Regions from separate parts of the Homo sapiens genome. Here region 1 is linked to region 2. Evidence: chromatin loops called from intact Hi-C (ENCODE). Cell type or tissue: IMR-90. All regions are shown on one strand. Links, peaks and the distances in the headings refer to the core of each region. The heading gives the core; the rest is flanking DNA.

Region 1 (8,659 bases), core at 409-8,408, 140 kb after region 2:
TAATCTGTCTCTCCCTCAGCATAAAAGCAAAAGTAAAGAATCACAAACCAGGAATGCTTGGTTTGAAAGGCTTTTTAATAAAAGGAGAAAAGAAAAAGAACAAAAGCCGAGTGAACACTCAACAGACAGTTTTCATGTCACTAAAACAGCATCTTGAAAAATGTTAATCTTTTTTTTTTTCTTTTCCTTAGGGTCAGGGGAAGGGAAAAAAATGTGTTTTTATGGTGAACATGTGTCAAGAGGACTCCATCCCATAAACTCGGTGCCCACAATAAGTATATTTGTGTAGTAATTAATGTGAGATCAGAGACACAAGTTTTGCCAAAAGGCCATTGTCAGTATGGGGTACATTATTTAGGTCAAGAATCCAGTTTTCCAAATGTGGTATACATTGTGCTCGCTGTAATTAAGCGTTTTGTCATCTAACGACAAAGCGAGCAAGAGTGACTCCCAGACGGATTATACCTAAAACACAGTTTCCAAATGTTTCTTCTTGGCAAATCTTTTAAGGAAATTCTATGCAGAAGGAATGTCAAGACATCTGTAATTAGATCTGGGAGAAAAGGGTGGAAGGAAGATTACTGGGCTATTTTTTTTATTTTGTCTCTCAAAGAGACCCCCTGTAATTCCACGTCCTGGCTGTCAAGAGCCTTATCCATCACGGGTTCCTGGGTCATCTGTCTTTGCATTCACTTTCTTGCCGAGGTCTCCAGTAACACCCTTGCAATGCCAATTCTCCTCCAAGAAGTTTACTGCAAGCCGCTGTGAAGACAGAACGGACAGCGTCCAAAGTGCCTTGGGCCAGGCCCGTTCTTCGAACTCGGTAGATTTTGTTTCTGAAGGTTTCTGCTTTGTCATGCGCCTGGAGGTCTTATTAAGAAAGTAGAGGCCAGGCGCGGTGGCTCACGCCTGTAATCCCAGAACTTTGGGAGGCTGAGACGGGGGGATCATGATGTCAGGAAATCTAGACCATCCTGGCCAACATGGTGAAACCTCGTCTCTACTAAAAATACACAAATTAGCTGGGCGTGGTGGTGCGTGCCTGTAACCCCAGCTACTCGGGAGGCTGAGGCAGGAGAATCAATTGAACCAGGGAGTCGGAGGTTGCAGCGAGCCAAGATCACACCACTGCACTCCAGCCTGGTGACAGAGGGAGACTCTGTCTCAAAAAAAAAAAAAAAAAAAAATGCCGGGCGCAGTGGCTCACGCCTGTAATCCCAGCACTTTGGGAGGCGGGCGGATCACGAGGTCAGGAGATCGAGACCATCTTGGCTAACAGGGTGAAACCCCGCCTCTACTAAAAATACAAAAAATTAGCTGGGGATGGTGGCGGGCGCCTGTAGTCCCTGCTACTAGGGAGGCTGAGGCAGGAGAATGGCTGAACCCAGGAGGCGGAGCTTGCGGTGAGCTGAGATCATGCCACTGCACTCCAGCCTGGGCAACAGAGCGAGAGTCTGTCTCAAAAAAAAAAAAGAAAAAGAAAAAGAAAAGAAAGCAGAATGGAGTGCAGTTTGTAGGTCCCAGGGCTGCAATTTGGAAGACATTCATATTGCAAGGGAAATTGAAGAGGGAGCTAAAAGGATCCTTCCAGCACTGTGCATTTCAACTTTTTGGAGGGGCCGCAGCAGTAGGGGGGTGCATATTGGGGTGCATAGCCCCATCTGGGTCTGATGTTGGATGTTGGTTTGCATCTGTTTCTAGTTTTGTATGTTGGTATGGGTCTGCTTGTGCATGAATATGCTCCTGTACGCCTGTGGGTCTTTTGCATGTGTTTGCAAGCGTGTGATGCCTCGCTGTGCATGGGTCTGGGGGGGGGGGGTGCTGTCTCTGAGCATATTGCTGTGTGTGTTTCAAAGGCCGCTATGTGCTTGCCACACGCTCGGGGGCATTTATAACTTTATGTATGTGCATGAAAGAGCAACTGGGAAATATACTGCATTCATTATACTTTATACTCCCTTTTCCAACCAACAGGCTATCTGCAGACCTCTCAGCTCCTCATCACCCAAATACGATCTTAGGGGGTTCACAAAATAAAACAGGTCATAAATCTCAAGACTGGCTAGAACCTGGGGAGTTTTAGACAGAGAGAGGAGGGGGAAGGGCGGCAGGAGGGAAGTGGGTAAGAAGGGGTATTTTGATGAGGAATCTCTGCCCCTTCATGAAGCACTTCTCCGTGATGCCAACTTAGAGGCAATTTGCTCTTAGTACTAGGTGGGATCAGTCCAAGCGTTTGGGGATTTCTCCTCTCACTCGACCCCCTCCTCTTCTCCGTGCTAACAGCCAAGAACAGATGTGCCCCACTTTAATAATGCTGACCAGCTGGGGAGGCTGCAGCAAATGTCCACAGTTTTTTCCCCAAATGCTGATGTCTAAGGAGGCCTCTGGGATGAAGACAGGGGTCTCTCAGGCACATTTTGGGATCCTCCTGCTTCCAGAACCTTCCTCAGGTTTCCCTGAAAGAGGACACTAAAGAAAATATGGAATGCCTATAGTCTGTGCTTTTGGTATCCATGTGGCTGCATTGGTGTCCATTATGACCCAAGATGCTACAAGTGTAATATTCTGGGGTCCTCTGGACTGAGATGGGACCAGCATGCGTGAATAGGATTCAGGACAGAGCCGCGAAGCCACGCTTTCCATTAATTAATTAATTAATTAATTTTTAAAGGCAGGATCTTGCTTGTTGCCCAGGCTGGAGTGCAGTGGCACGATCATAGCTCACTGCAGCCTTGAACTCCTGGGCTCAAGTGATTCTCCCACCTCAGCTTCCTGAGTAGCTAGGACTACAGATGCACTCCACCATACTTGGCTAATTTTTTTTTTTTAAGTAGAGACGGAGGTCTCACTATGTTGCCCAGGCTGGTCTCAAACTACTAGGCTCAAGCCATCTTTCTGCCTCGGCCTCTCAGTGCTGGGATTACACATGTGAGCTACTGGGCTGACTCACTTTCCCTTTATTTTTATTTTTATTTTTTTTTAATAGAGAGACAGGGTCTCATCTCACTATGTTGCCCAAGCTGGTCTCGAATTTCTGAGCTGGAGTTCTCCCACCTCAGCCTCCCAAAGTGCTAGGATTACAGGCATGAGCCACCACACCCAGCCCCATTTTCCTTTTAAATGGCTGAAAAGAGGCAAGCTCTGATTGTCGCCCACGTAGATTATTTTTTCCCCTCCAGAAGATGAAAAGGGCCATTTGTTTGTAGAAGTCTCAACCTGGCATATTGGTCCATTTCATGTGTCAGTTTGCAGTTTTCTCTCCTCTGAAGGGCTGCTTGGGGAACACAAAGGCAGGAAATTCGATTCTACACAGGCCCCGTGACATCTCTGTTTGAGGGTGTGTGTGTGTGTGAGTGAGTGTGTGTTTGTATGGCGGCTGACAACGTGTTCTCTTCAATCAGATCATTGCTTCATGGTCTTATTGTCCCTGCAGCTTTAGAAACAGCTGGGGGGATTCTGTAAGAATCATTTGAATAAAACTTCTCATAAACTGTCCACTACAGAGTTTGGGAAGATAAACCTGTACTGTTAGGATTTTTTTTTTTTAAGACAGTCTGTGCTGATTTTCCAAATGTATTTCTTTAATATATGTGCTCCTCTCAGCACATATATTCCTTTTTTTTTTTTTTTTTTTTTTTTTTTTTTTGTAGAGACAGAGTCTCGCTCTGTCACCCAGGCTGGAGTGCAGTGGTGAGATCTCGACTCACTGCAACGCCTGCCTACCGAGTTCAAACAATTCTCCTGCCTCAGCCTCCCAAGTAGTTGGGAACACAGACATGCACCACCACACCTGGCTAGTTTTTTTGTATTTTTAGTAGAGAGGGGGATTTGCCATGTTGGTCAGGCTGGTCTCAAACTCCTAACCTCAAGAGATCCGCCCGCCTTGGCCTCCAAAAGTGCTAGAATTACAGGTGTGAGCCACTGCGCTAGCTTCAGCACACATCTGCTTCTAATTCAGGTGCAACATACACAGAAAACTACACACATAACATATGCATACCTAGCATTCAGATTAAAAAGAAACAGACATCCCCAGAAGTCCCCACAGTGTCTCCTTCCAGTCAATATGCACTAGGATAAAGCAACCACTCTCCTGACATCTAACAGAATCGATTAGCTCTGCATATTTTTGTGCTTTTCATCAACAGAACCACACAACATCACACTTGAGTAGCTGGCTTCTTTCCTTCAAAATTAAGTGTGTGAGGCCCGGCATGGTGGCTCACACCTGTAATCCCAGCACTTTGGGAGGCTGAGGTGGGTGGATCACCTGAGGTCAGGAGTTCAAGACCAGCCCAGCCAACATGGTGAAACCCCATCTCGACTAAAAATATAAAAAAATTAGCCGGGTATGGTGGCAGGCACCTGTAATCCCAGCTACTTGGGAGGCTGAGGTAGAAGAATTGCTTGAACCCGGGAGGCAGAGGTTGCTGTGAGTCGAGATTGCCCCACTGTACTCCAGCCTGGGTGACAGAGCTAGACTGCCTCAAAAAAAAAAAAAAAAAAAAAAAAGTAAAAAATGGGCTGATTCAGTAGTATCTCGTTATTACCAAAAGTATCTCATCAATACTGAAAAAAAAAAATTAAGCACGTGAGATTCACCACATTGCTCTATGTATTTGTAGATCGATGACTTTTCAACTGGGATTCATTGTGTGCGTCAGGGGATGTTAGACAACGTCTGGAGACATTTTTGGTTGTCACAACTGGGGGTGCATCTAGTGGATGCAGACCAAAAATGCTGCACAACATCTTACAAGGCCCAGGACAGCCTCCCTCCCCGCCGCCCCCCGCCACACACAAATTACCCAGCCCCAAATTTTAATAATGCAGAGATAAAAAATTCCAGTTTGGATCCATCATTGTCCTGGCTGTGCTTTGATTCCTCTGAAACACCATTTTTAATACTTCCTGGATGCCTAGGCAGGCACAGTGGAGTTAGCCTGAACTTCAAGTTCAAAGCTTCAGCTCAGAGGCAAGTTTACTGACCTCTAGTTTTATCCCCGAGGTGGGGGCAGGGAGGGTGGAAGGGTATTGGGATTGGATGGGAAGATGGAAGGGAGCAAAGGAGGGTCTTTCCCTAATGGTTTCTTAATCTCGTCTGGTGATGAATTTGACCTTAGAAGGACGTTGCAAGCCACATCTGCCTCTCTGGCAAGCAGGGGAAGGAAATGACAGAAAAGTTCTTACAGAGCCACACCGATGTACACAGACATAAACAGACAACCGCACAAGTCCAAACAGACACCCCCCACAGCTCTGAACACACACATACACACGCACGCACACACGCACGCGCACACACACACACGCACGCACACACACACGCACGCACATACATACTCACCAGCCAACACCCGGCCACACAGCAGGCCCCAGAGACACACGCTAGAGGAGAAAAGAAACACCAACACTGTCCTTAAAGGGGCCTCTCTCCACATCCAGCTATTTAAAGAAATAGTTAAGCCGGCCAAGTTCAAGGAAACCCAGCCAGCGCAATGACCACGTCTGTCTTGTTCTGTCTTGTCGTATAACGCTTGGGCCTTGTCGTATAACACTTGGGCCTAAACTCAGGGTTTCTCCACCTCAGCACTCTTGATATTTCCAACTGGGTAATTCTTTGTTATAGGAGCCGGCCTGTGCATTGCAATATATTTAACAGTATCTTTGACCTCTACAAACTAGATGCACCCCAAGTTGTGTCAACCAAAATTGTCTCTAGATATTGCACAATGTCACCTGGGGACATCACCCCTAGTTGAGAACTACTGACCTAGCACTGCAGTGGGCTTATAGAAGCATCCTCCAAATGAATTTTTTTTTTTTTTTTTTTGACAGAGTCTTGCTCTGTTACCCAGGCTGGAGTGGAGTGGCACGATCATGGCTCACTGCAGTCTTGACCTCCCAGGCTCAAGCAATCCTCCCACCTCAGCCTCCCTAGTGGCTAGGACCACAGGCCTGTGACGCCACGCCTGGCTAATTTTTTAAAGTTTTTGTAGAATTGGGGTCTCACTATGTTGCCCAGGCTGGTCTTGAACTCCTGGGGCCAAGGAATTCATCCTCCTCAGCCTCCCAAAGTGCTGGGATTACAAATGTGAGCCACCATCCGTAATCCCAGCCCCACATGAAATATGTGTTGATTCAATCAATGAGCCACTCTCATTCCTTCTTGAAAATAAATGGGGACCAGCTACAGTGGCTCACGCCTTTGGGAGCACTTTGGGAGGCCGAGGCAGGTGGATCACCTGAGCCCAGGAGTTCGAGAACAGCCTGGCTAACGTGGTGAAACCCTGTCTCTACTAAAATACAAAAATTAGCCAGGCATGGGGGCGGATGCCTGTAATCCCAGCTACTCAGGAGGCTGAGGCAGGAGAATCGCTTGAACCCAGGAGGTGGAGGTTGCAGTGAGCCAAGATGGTGCCACTGCACTCCAGCCTGGGTGACAGAGCCAAACTCCATCTCAAAAAAAAAGAAATGGGCTCCTAAGAAGAGTCAGCTGATCTCTCCTCTTCAGCATCGACATACATCAAGAGTTAAAAAGAAAACAAAGTCGGGCACGGTGGCTCACGCCTGTAATTCTAACACTTTGGGAGGCAGAGGCTGGCGGATCACTTGAGATCAGGAGTTTGAGACCAGACTGGCCAAAATGGTGAAACCCCATCTCTACTAAAAATACAAAAAAAATTGGGCAGAGTGGCACACGCCTGTAGTCCCAGCTATTCAGGAGGCTGAGATAGAAAAATTGCTTGAACTCAGGAGGCAGAGAGTGCATTGAGCCAAGATCATGCCATTGCACTCCAGCCTGGGCAACAAGAGTGAAACTCCATCTCAAAAAAAAAACAAAACAAAACAAAAACAAAAAAAACAAGGCCAGACGTGGTGGCTCACAGCCGTAATCCCAGCACTTTGGGAGTCTGAAGCGGGGAGATCACCTGAGGTCAGGAGTTCGAGACCAGCCTGACCAACATGGAGAAAACCCCGTCTCTACTAAAAACACACAAAAAATAGCCGAGCATGGTGGCGGGCACCTGTAATCCCAGCTACTCAGGAGGATAAGGCAGAAGAATCGCTTAAATCCAGGAGGTGGAGGTTGCGGTGAGCTGAGATCGCGCCGTTGCACTCCAGCCTGGGCAACAAGAACGAAACTCCATCTCAAAAAAAAAAAAAAAAAAAAAAAAAAAAAAAAAAATTGGAGATAGGTCCTAGGCTTCTTCCTCTACCTGGAATCCCAGCCTCTGAGACTAAGGCTTATGCTGGATTCTGCCTGGGTGGGGGCCATCTCTGCCATCAATGACGACTCTTGAAGAAGCAGCCCCCAGAGAGATGCCTACGCCACATGTGCTCTGTCATTTGATTGACGGACATGAATGCACTTTTCCGGACGCTGATTGGGTTTTAATTGTGTTTGGAACATTGTGCTCCCCACGCACCAGCTGAATTTGCTTCTGCATTCAGAAATGTTTTCACCTTCTCTTTTCTCTGGTGTGTCTGCCATGCTGCAGTTGGTGGCAGTGAGAAGGGCGATTGGGACCAGACAGTGCATCTGTGGAATTTTCCACACATTAGCCAAACCGGATCTGGAGCTTTCTTTGTTTTTACCCCTCTCCCCCGAGGACATATGAGTCTGGAAACAGGCTGGGAAGTGGGACTTCTGGCAGACTTAGCTGTAGGCTTAGGTGTCTACTGTCTGCATGTGGGAGGTAGGTCAGCCTTCTACCATCATCTCCAGCAACTGAAGGTCATACAGTCATTCAGCAAACATCCTCCAAATGACAGAGCATATCAGGCACTGAGGTTACAGAGATAATATACCTGTTTCTGGCTTTCACGTAGCAAGAGAAAGACTACAACAGCTCATTCAAGCATTTATTTTCAGGTAGTCTTCTGTACACTTTATAAATACTCACCCAATGAATCATAAAAATAACCCTATAAAATAGGTTTTGTTTTTTTTTTTTTCTTTTTTGTTGAGACAGAGTCTCACTCTATTACCCACTCTGGAGTACAGTGCTGCGATCTCGGCTCGCTGCAACCTCCACCTTGCGGGTTCAAGTGATTCTCCTGCCTCAGCCTTCCAAGTAGCTGGGACTACAGGCGAGCGCCACAATGCCCAGCTAATTTTTGTATTTTTTTGTAGAGACAGGATCTTACCATCTTGGCCAGGCTGCCCTCAAACTCCTGACCTCAAGTGATCCACCCGCCTCGCCCTCCCAAAGTGCTAGAATTACAGGCGTGAGTCACCACGCCCAGCTAGGAGTATTTTTTAACAGCTTTATTGAGAAATAGATATACAAAGAATGGGATATATTTATTTATTTTATTATTATTATTTTTTAAAATAGAGATAAGTTCTCACTATTTTGCCCAGGCTAGTCTTGAATTCCTGTGCTTAAATGATCCTCCTGTCTCGGCCTCCTAAAGTGCTAGGATTACAGGCGTGAGCTACTGCGCCTGTATATATCCAAAACTGGATATATTTAACGTGTGTAAGTTTGATGAGTTCAAATGTGTGTGGACACCCGTGCTACCACCATCACATTCAAAGTAATAGACATATCCAACACCTTCCTAAGTGTCCTGTGTGCTTTTGTTTTTGTTATTGTTTTTTGTTTGCTTTTCCTGTGATAAGAACATTTAACATGAGATCTACCCTCCTATC
Region 2 (8,659 bases), core at 144-8,143:
TAAGGAGATGGGACAACTAAATGTAGTGTGGTATCCTGGATGAGATCCTAGAACAGAAAAAGGACACGAGGACACACTAAGGACGTCTGAATAATAAAGTATGGGTGTTAGTTAATCATAATGCATCAATATTGGTTCATTCACTGTGACAAATATACCATACTCATGTAAGACGTTAATTATAGAGGATACTGCATGTAGGACAGGTGAGAGCTCTATACTATCTTGATGATTTTTCTGTAAATCCAAAACAGTTCCGAAACATTTATTTAAAAAAAAGTATAATTGAACAGTATAATAAAAAGTGAGGCAGAATGAAGAGGAGAAATTTCTTTTTGGCTTTTTTAGTTACAGTCTGATAGAGGTTGTGTCTTTCTGCGACTGTGTGGATATCCTTGTGTAAAATGTATTCATCACCCATTCCTTCCATGCATAGGTAGCTGTTTATTTTTTCTGTTGATTTCCAGGTTCTTTGGCTACCTAAGGCACCTATGGTCATTATCCTGCTTATACAGAGGCAAAAGTTGTATTGGGGTGTATCTATTCAGTGGGCCCTCAGCCCATCTTATTGATCCTGTTGTCCTCTTTCCACTCATATCCTTAAGTCAAAGGCCATACATGAGTGGGACCATAGACTTCAACATGGAAGGACAAACCACCAATGAGGGATGAGGCAATATTCTCATGAAAAGCCACCATAACCTATACCCTCTGCCATCACAAGCCAGGCCTGATGTTGGGATATTGCCTGCCCTCTAACTATTCCCTGAGTAAGTGATCACTATGGAGGCTGCTAACTGGGAAACATGGGGAATCCTAAATTAGTCCTGGCAAATGCCTCTGCACTAATAAGCCTTGGCACTCCCCTCACACCTTTCATCCAGGTAATCTCAAAGAACTTGTCCAAACATTAATTAATCTGGCCCACAACACCCCTGCTATTATTAAGCCCATTTTACAGATGGAAAAACAAACATGAAGCGATACCACTTGGGCAATGAGTTGGTGGCTTCATCCCCAACCCAGTCGCAGGCTCTGTGAGGGAAGGAGTGAAGTGAGTAGGTGCAGCAGCTGGGTACTCAGTGACCCCTGGTCTTGCCTCTAGTTTCTTGGCAATATGGAGAGTCAAATATTGGCCACAGGGGGACAAAGAGGCTTTAAAGTCAGACAATTGGGTTTTGAGTTTGTGAATTGGAAGTTCACAAATGGAAGGGACCATGGGGAAGTTCCATAAACTTTGTGTTCTTCCATTTCCCCCAACTGTTAAATGAAAAGTAAAAATTACCTTACTTCCTCTCACTGGGAGAAGATTTAGAAGATAGTGTGAGTATAGTCAACTGGGGGCAAGAAGGAAATGAGATTCTTGCTGAAATTCAATGCCTTAGATTCTCACTTGAGCCTTTAGGATGGAGCTCAGAACCAGGGAGACAAGATCTCAGAACGGGGAGCTGAGGGATAAGTATGAGGGACAGAGCTTAGGGAGCGGTTAAAAGGAAGTCAAGTAAGTTTTGACTGAGCCTTCAGCCATCAGCAAAGAGGGGGCCTCCAAGAAGCATGGTGTCACAAGGATATTCCAAAGGACTTCTGTTGGGAGGAGAAAGTTTCTGACAGGAAAGTTGAAGGGGGAGAGGGGAATCTTCATTCTGTACCAATCCTCCTGCCCCACCAGTGAACCAACTTGCGGGTGGCCTAGCTGATTCTAGCCAGTCAAAAATCGGAGGAAGCGGAAATCTTTAATTCACAATGGACAAATGCTGGAGCCTGGGAGCTGGTTCCGTATGTTGTTCCCTCTGAATAGTCATGAGATGCATGGTGGGCTGGGCACCCTCCTCCTGACCACTTTAAACAGGGAGCTTTCCACCTGAGTACCAACTGTGAAAAACAGGCCCCACTTCTCTCCCATCTCACTATGCAGCTGAGTGACCTGCTGGGCAGGCACAACAGCCAAGGTGACTCAGCATTTGAGTCATCCCCTGTGTCCCACACATGTTCACACACACACACTCACATACACACACTTTCTCACACACACTAACACACATGCTCTCACACACTCTCACACATGTTCACACACATACACACACACTTTTATACACACACTCACATTCTCGCACACTTCCTCACACATACACACACTTTTACACTCACACATGTGCACACATTCACACACACTCACATACACACTTTCTCACACACGCTTACACACATACACTTTCTCACGCAAACACACATGCTCATACACTGTTTCTCACACATGCTCATGCATACATTCACACTTTCTCACACACACTTTCACATACACACTCGTACACATTCTCAGACTCATATACACATTGTCACACTCACAATCACACACGATTCTAACACACACTGATGTTCCCCCGCACACTTTCACACACTTACATGTACATGCACTCATACTTTCACACACTTTCTCCCTCACACACCTTTACACTCTCATACACTCACACATTCCCCCCACACAGTGTGCACACACTCTCACACTGTCACACTCTCACATTCATACACACTTGCCCTCTCTCTCCAGCCACTCATACTGTCACACGTTCCCACACACATACACCCTTTCACAAACATGTATGCACACACACTCCCACACAATCAGACATGCTTTACACACATGTACACACACACTCTCACACACTCACACATTCCCATGCACTCTCACACTTTCACACACACGCATGCACACACATTTCCACACACTCACACACTTTCACACACGTATGCACACACTTGCACAGTCACATTCTCACAGTCTCCATACACTCAAACACACGCTCACATTCTCATACACACATTCTCACTTGTTCGCATTCTCCTACACACTTTCATACACACAGCCTCATGCACATGCACAAGTCCCTCACACTCTCACACACTTTCACACTCATATATGCACACACACACTCACACTGTCACATTCTCATGCTCTCCACTCACACACTCACATTCTCACACTCACACATTCTCATCACTCTTCCACACATTTTCATACACTCACACATAGCCTCACACACATGCACACACAGTCTCACACACTTTCTCACACTCACACACTGTCACACACATACACACTCACACTCACACACACCTCATTTCATTTGAACCATGTGGATGAGCAGTTCCCAGGATCCACGGAGCACAAGAGGTTCCCAGAGGAGCCCGCAGTCTCCTGAACTTCCTGCTGAGCAACCATTGCCTGTATCTTGCTTCTCCCACCGATGATGTGGTGTGAAGGAAGAGGTGAGCGAGAGACAGAGAGGAGGGAGAGAAGGACAAAGGGAGGGAGGGAGATAATATTTTACAGGCTTCAGAAGGGATCAGGCATAGCTTTCTCTATCACGGCATCCCTTCGTGTAGTAGATTTCAAGAAATGCTTTACTGAATGACATTGAATTTCTATAAGATTCCCCCTCTCTGCTGCCTTTGTGGACCGGTCCAGTAAATCTCCCTGCCGTCCTAGGGCAGGGTAAAAGCAGAAAGGCGAAGTCCAGGCTGGAGGGCTTAGCTCAGGAGAAGGCAAATAGCCAGGCCATTGAAACTGTGAGTGACTGAGTTGGTATGTGAGGAACAGAAAAACGGAAAGAGGGGAAAGTCAGCTTACTCATAATACAAAGTTGTTACGAGGATGAAACAACACAGTGCGTGCTGAGCCCTCATGACAGGGCCCACATGCTCCTCACAGGTGCTGCATAAATAAATGCTAATAAGTTGTAAATCACAATGCAAATAATTGGAGCCGCGGTTTAGTGTCCTGTTCCCATCCCAGCCTGAATAAACGCTTAAGGTGCATTCACGAGGTGGGGTGAAGTGAAGCAGGCTGGATCTAAGTGAGCTATTCTCTCATTCATTCACTCAACATGGGGCCAGGTGTGGGTACACAGAAGTAGACACGTGTCAGGGCATGTGCACAAACAGATAAGTAGGGTACTTTCAGAGTGGCAAGTGCAATGGATGAAATAATAAGGCAATGGGGCAGAGAATGATGACTGGGTGGCGTGTGAGGATAGTTGGAGAGGGCCTCTGAAAAGGTGACATTGGAGCAGAAAGACCTAAGTGATGAGGAGCTGGCCATGCAGAAATTGGCAAGAGGGTCGCAGACAGTGGGAATAGCAGATGCAAAAGTCCTAATAAGAACAAGCTTGGCATGTCCAAGGGCTACATGGGGTGGGAGGAGGGGATCCCAGAGTAATTATTGAGTGCAGATGCTGGGAGAAGCTTCCCTGTTCCCATGGTGATCTCAGAGAGCAGGCTGGGTATCGATACTGGATCGGAGACGAGCACAGCTGGATCTGAGAGGGTGGACCTTACCTCACTGTAAGAATCTGAAGGCCAATGAATAATTTCACTTCCAATCTTGGACACAATGGTTTTCCATATGGGCAAAGACTCTAAATGAAGGCCATTTGTTCCAGAAATGCAACATGCTGCTCACTCAATTTGAAAACCTCCAAGGACGAAAAAATAAAGCTCTGTACGAAAGAAGATGCTTGGTAATAAACATGATGCAGCATTAGGACAAATACCTAATGCATGCGGGGCTTAAAACCTAGATGACAGGTTGATAGGTGCAGCAAACCACCATGGCACATGTATACCTATGTAACAAACCTGCATGTTCTGCACATGTAACCCAGAACTTAAAGTAAAATAAATCAAAATAAAAAATAAAGAAACATGATGCAGCAATGCTCACTTTCCAAACAAGATGATAACTTTATGTTTGTTTTTTCACTTGGGAAAAATGAAGCACAAAGGATGATCAAATGCTTAGTGAAGAATGAAATGCTTTTAAAGTCAATTCCGCATGCAACTCTGTAATCGTACCTCTGCATAGGAACCAGAACTGACCAGTAACACTCTAAAATAAAAATTTTGTTTTGTCTTTGGGTGTTAGGATAATAAGCGATAATTTTTTCTTTTTGCAAAATATTTTCAGTATCGTCACCCCACCTTTCTAATTTAAAGGGGAAAAATGTATAAACACACTCCGGCAACTTCCAATCTATCCCGGAGATGAAATTGGAGCAAGGGGGCCATTTCACAGCTTGCCTTAATTTTGTTTCATTCTTCTATACCCTAAGGAGGTTGTTCATCATTACCTGGCTACAGAATTGAATAGGTGTGAAATCCAAGCTGATAGCAATACATCACTCCCTATTGAACTTCAAAGCTCAGGCCAAACTGCCTATAAAAATAGTTTTCATTCCGTGCCTTAATCTCTTTCATACATTTTCATTGTGAGGAGGTTTTTGGGGGAGTGGATTTTAAAAGTTTTACCATCCTTTGGGTGAGTAATAGGTGACAGTCATGCATAGCATAGCCGAGCCGGGAGAGGGGCAGAAAGCCAGAGTTCCCAGAGTGTTAATTTTGGTTCATGATGAGGCCAAGCCTGGACCTTATCAGACACCTTTATCAGAGCAATCACTAACAAGGTAAGTACGAAAACCATACAAAGACTTCTCATAATAAATGTCTTAATAAAAGTATTTATCAACCGCCTACTGCGGACAAATAATTGAGCTGTGTTAGAGTGGACCGTTTTCTAATTCCACTGCCCTAAAGCCGTAGTGTTGTACAACAAAGAACCTGAAACAGCCCAGTGTGTTTAGGGCTTTGATTGCTAAGATGCCTAAAATTACGGCCTGCATCCAAAACTTCCTTTTTGCAAATAACTGTCTTTTCTGAGGAATGAGGGGTCCACTTATTACTCAATTATTCATGTTACTAGTTTTTATAATTAACTAGAATAAATTACAGAATATGAGGGTCTGAAACTGGAGAGTCATTTTTATCCAAAGAAGTTAAAATTTCCACCTGCAAACGTAGAAACAAGTTGTAAAGAATAATAACAATAACAATAACAAACATTTGTATAGTGCTTATGATGTGCCAGGCACTATTCTAAGTACTTTTGTGTTCATTGATTTAATTCTTCTGACAACTCTTTGAGGAAGACATTAACATCTTTTTACAGTGGAGGAAACTGAGGCACAGAAAGGCTAAACAACTTGCCCAAGGTCACACAGCTCTTAAAGAGAGGAAGTGGAATTCCAAACCGATGAAGTCCAGCTTTTATTAAAGCATTCTTCCACATTTTCAAAAACCATTATTATTACTAACTTAGCTACTGCTGATATTATGGCTATTGGCACTTTATAGTGTGTGTAAAATGTTTCTGTATCTCTGTCCCATCTGCCTTGCTGGATGTGATAAAGACGATTTGAACAGGATGTATGACTTCATTTCAGATGAGAAGAATGACACTCAAAGAGGTTAAATAAAGTTGTATTTGTAGTTGTGCTTATGACTTAGAAGCTTGTATTCACCACCCCTAATCCATGTGGACGTCGCATGACTTGGGCATGAGATCAACTTTATAATTATATTATAAATAGATAAATCTCCATTTTTCTGGTTGGATGTGTAGAAAAGAGGAAGAAAGGCACAAAATAAATTACACTGACTTCAAACTAAGAAAACGAGGGAGCAGAGAAAAGGATGCTTTCCCCAGGGACAACCATTTTCAGATGAGATCCAAAATGGCGACTGTCTTTTGCCAAGTAGAGCGGCAGTGTGCTCACCCTTTAACTGGTCAGTTGCAAAGGATCAGGGAAAAAAGGGCCGAGAAGGAGAGTTTGGAGACAGCCTTTATGGAGTGAGTAATTACTGTGTAGAGTGGGCAACTCCCCCAGGAAGCAGAGAAAGTTGTAACCCTGACCATATTTGAAGAAGAGGAAGACAGGCACTTATAGGAAATAAATGATGTGTTCTTGGGGAACGAGACAGGCTTATATGAATTGCAGAGACCTCTGCTTTCCGCAAATGCTGCTTTTAAACAGTAGGTAGGAGCTGGAGCCAAAACGGCAAGGACAGGTTTATGTGGATGCCCCTCATTTTTGAGTCAGTGTCAACCATCTTGAAAGCATGGCCATTGTCGGAGATGAGTTCAAAGCACTTGGTAGAGAACAACGCTTCGTTGTAGGCTGCTCTGCCAGTTTCTCCGGCACCCTTGTCTGCTGATGTCCACTGCAATGCAGATGTGTGCTGCTTGCTTCCTTCATGTATCATTTCTTCTAGCTTTTTCACCTTTACACTTCCTGTACCCTCTCCCCACCCAACTCCACCTGGAATGACCTCTATCTCCTTTGTGTGACTGGCAAAGTCTAACTGTTTATCCCTGAGCTGTCAGCACCTCTGAAAACAATCCTTTCTCTTCTTCCCTGGGCAAAATTAGGTCCTTTCTCCTTCATGCCCTCCCACCCCAGCACCTTATAACATCCCTACTTTAAAGCATTTGTATCTTCATATTTCATCTGTTCATTAGTCCATCTCCCCAACCAGATTCTGAAAAACCAGAGGGCGTCGACCAAGCACAACGCAGTTAGGAAGAGACTTTGTGGTCAGACCACCCATATGGCCTCAAGCAAACTCCTTAATTTCTCTGAGCCTTAATTTTCTCATCTGTTAAATGGGGATAAGAGTAATAACATGATTTCTGTTAAAATTAAATGAGATAATGTAGTTTAGCAAGCCATTTAACACAATGCTTAACTGTAATTATTATCGATTCATCTCTAAATCCCCTGAGTCTAGCATCATGATAAGCCATGGAAAATACTTAGTAAATGCTAAACACAGTACTTTTTGGCATTTCTTTCAGCATAAAGCCTTTGTGTTCTAATTTAAATTTATGTAAAACAATATAGAGAATTGTTCTGAGCATCAATTCTGGAGCCAGATATCCTGAGTTTGAGTCTGCGTTCTGCCACACTAGCTATGTGGCTTTAGGGAAGTTATTTATTCTCTCTGGGCTTCAATTTTCTCTTCCATGAAATGGGAACAATAACAGTACCTAATTCAAGTGTTGTTATGAGGAATAAATAATTTATGGAAAGTGCTTAGGATAGTGTATTTCATGTAAGAAGCATTTTATGAATGACTGACATTAGCTATAATTAGGATCCCAGTATACAAAAGAGTTAAAGTAGAAGAAGGAATGGGATCTGTAGCTCTGCCCAACCTTTCACCTCAATTCCTCACCACCCCCCAAAGAAAGCTTCTAAGGATAAAACCATGGTTTCAAAGCAATGCTCAGCAAATGGATTTTGAAATAACTGATGTTAGCCTAGAGAAGCCCAAGTTTCTCTGCTCCTATCTGCATCAATAAGACAGATGGCCAGTCTTGTAGGAGAAGAGATTTCTGTTACAGTTATCTTTTGCTGTGTGAAGAACCACCCTAAAAACTTAGGAACTTAAGATAACGACAGTCATTCATTTTGCTCACAAATTTGTAATTTAGCAGGGATCAGCAGAGATGGCATATTCTGTTCCATGCAGTGTCAGATGGAATAGTTCCAGTGAGGATAGAGTATTCATTTACAAGACGGCTCATTCACATGGCAAAACTGTCATGTCAGCCTGGGACCTTGATTCCCCTCCATGTGGACTTTGTCATGAGGTTGCTTGGACTTCTTCCCAGCATGGCTGCTGATTCCCAGAACAAGTGTTCCAAGGGGCCCTGGGAGAAGCTGAAAAGTTCTTATGACCTAGGCTTGAAAGTTCTAGAATAGCACTCCCACCACATTCTACTGGCTGAGCAAGTTGCTAGAGCCAGACAGGTTCAAGAAGAAGA

The links. Peaks named below come from ENCODE experiments on the same cell type or tissue, not always from the same donor. Only the 100,000 strongest peaks of a DNase experiment are listed, where the experiment ranks them.
Region 1: it touches region 2 in a loop (2.0-fold over the local background); 2 of 110 quality-filtered maps call a loop at or near these places.

The regions. Positions count from the first base shown.
Region 1 is chr12:114,759,387-114,768,045 of GRCh38, reverse strand. It overlaps TBX3-AS1 (TBX3 antisense RNA 1), which reads right to left. Exons shown (of 2, transcript NR_187552.1): 2 at 58-762. Among named protein-coding and RNA genes, the nearest start is that of TBX3, 80 kb to the right of the region's middle. In IMR-90, for the core only: no CTCF peak of the experiment used is centred there; a DNase peak (open chromatin) is centred at 5,225; H3K4me3 peaks cover 189 bases; H3K27ac peaks cover 1,942 bases.
Region 2 is chr12:114,898,174-114,906,832 of GRCh38, reverse strand. No RefSeq gene overlaps it. Among named protein-coding and RNA genes, the nearest start is that of TBX3, 220 kb to the right of the region's middle. In IMR-90, for the core only: no CTCF peak of the experiment used is centred there; DNase peaks (open chromatin) are centred at 1,962, 3,242 and 3,562; H3K4me3 peaks cover 526 bases; H3K27ac peaks cover 552 bases.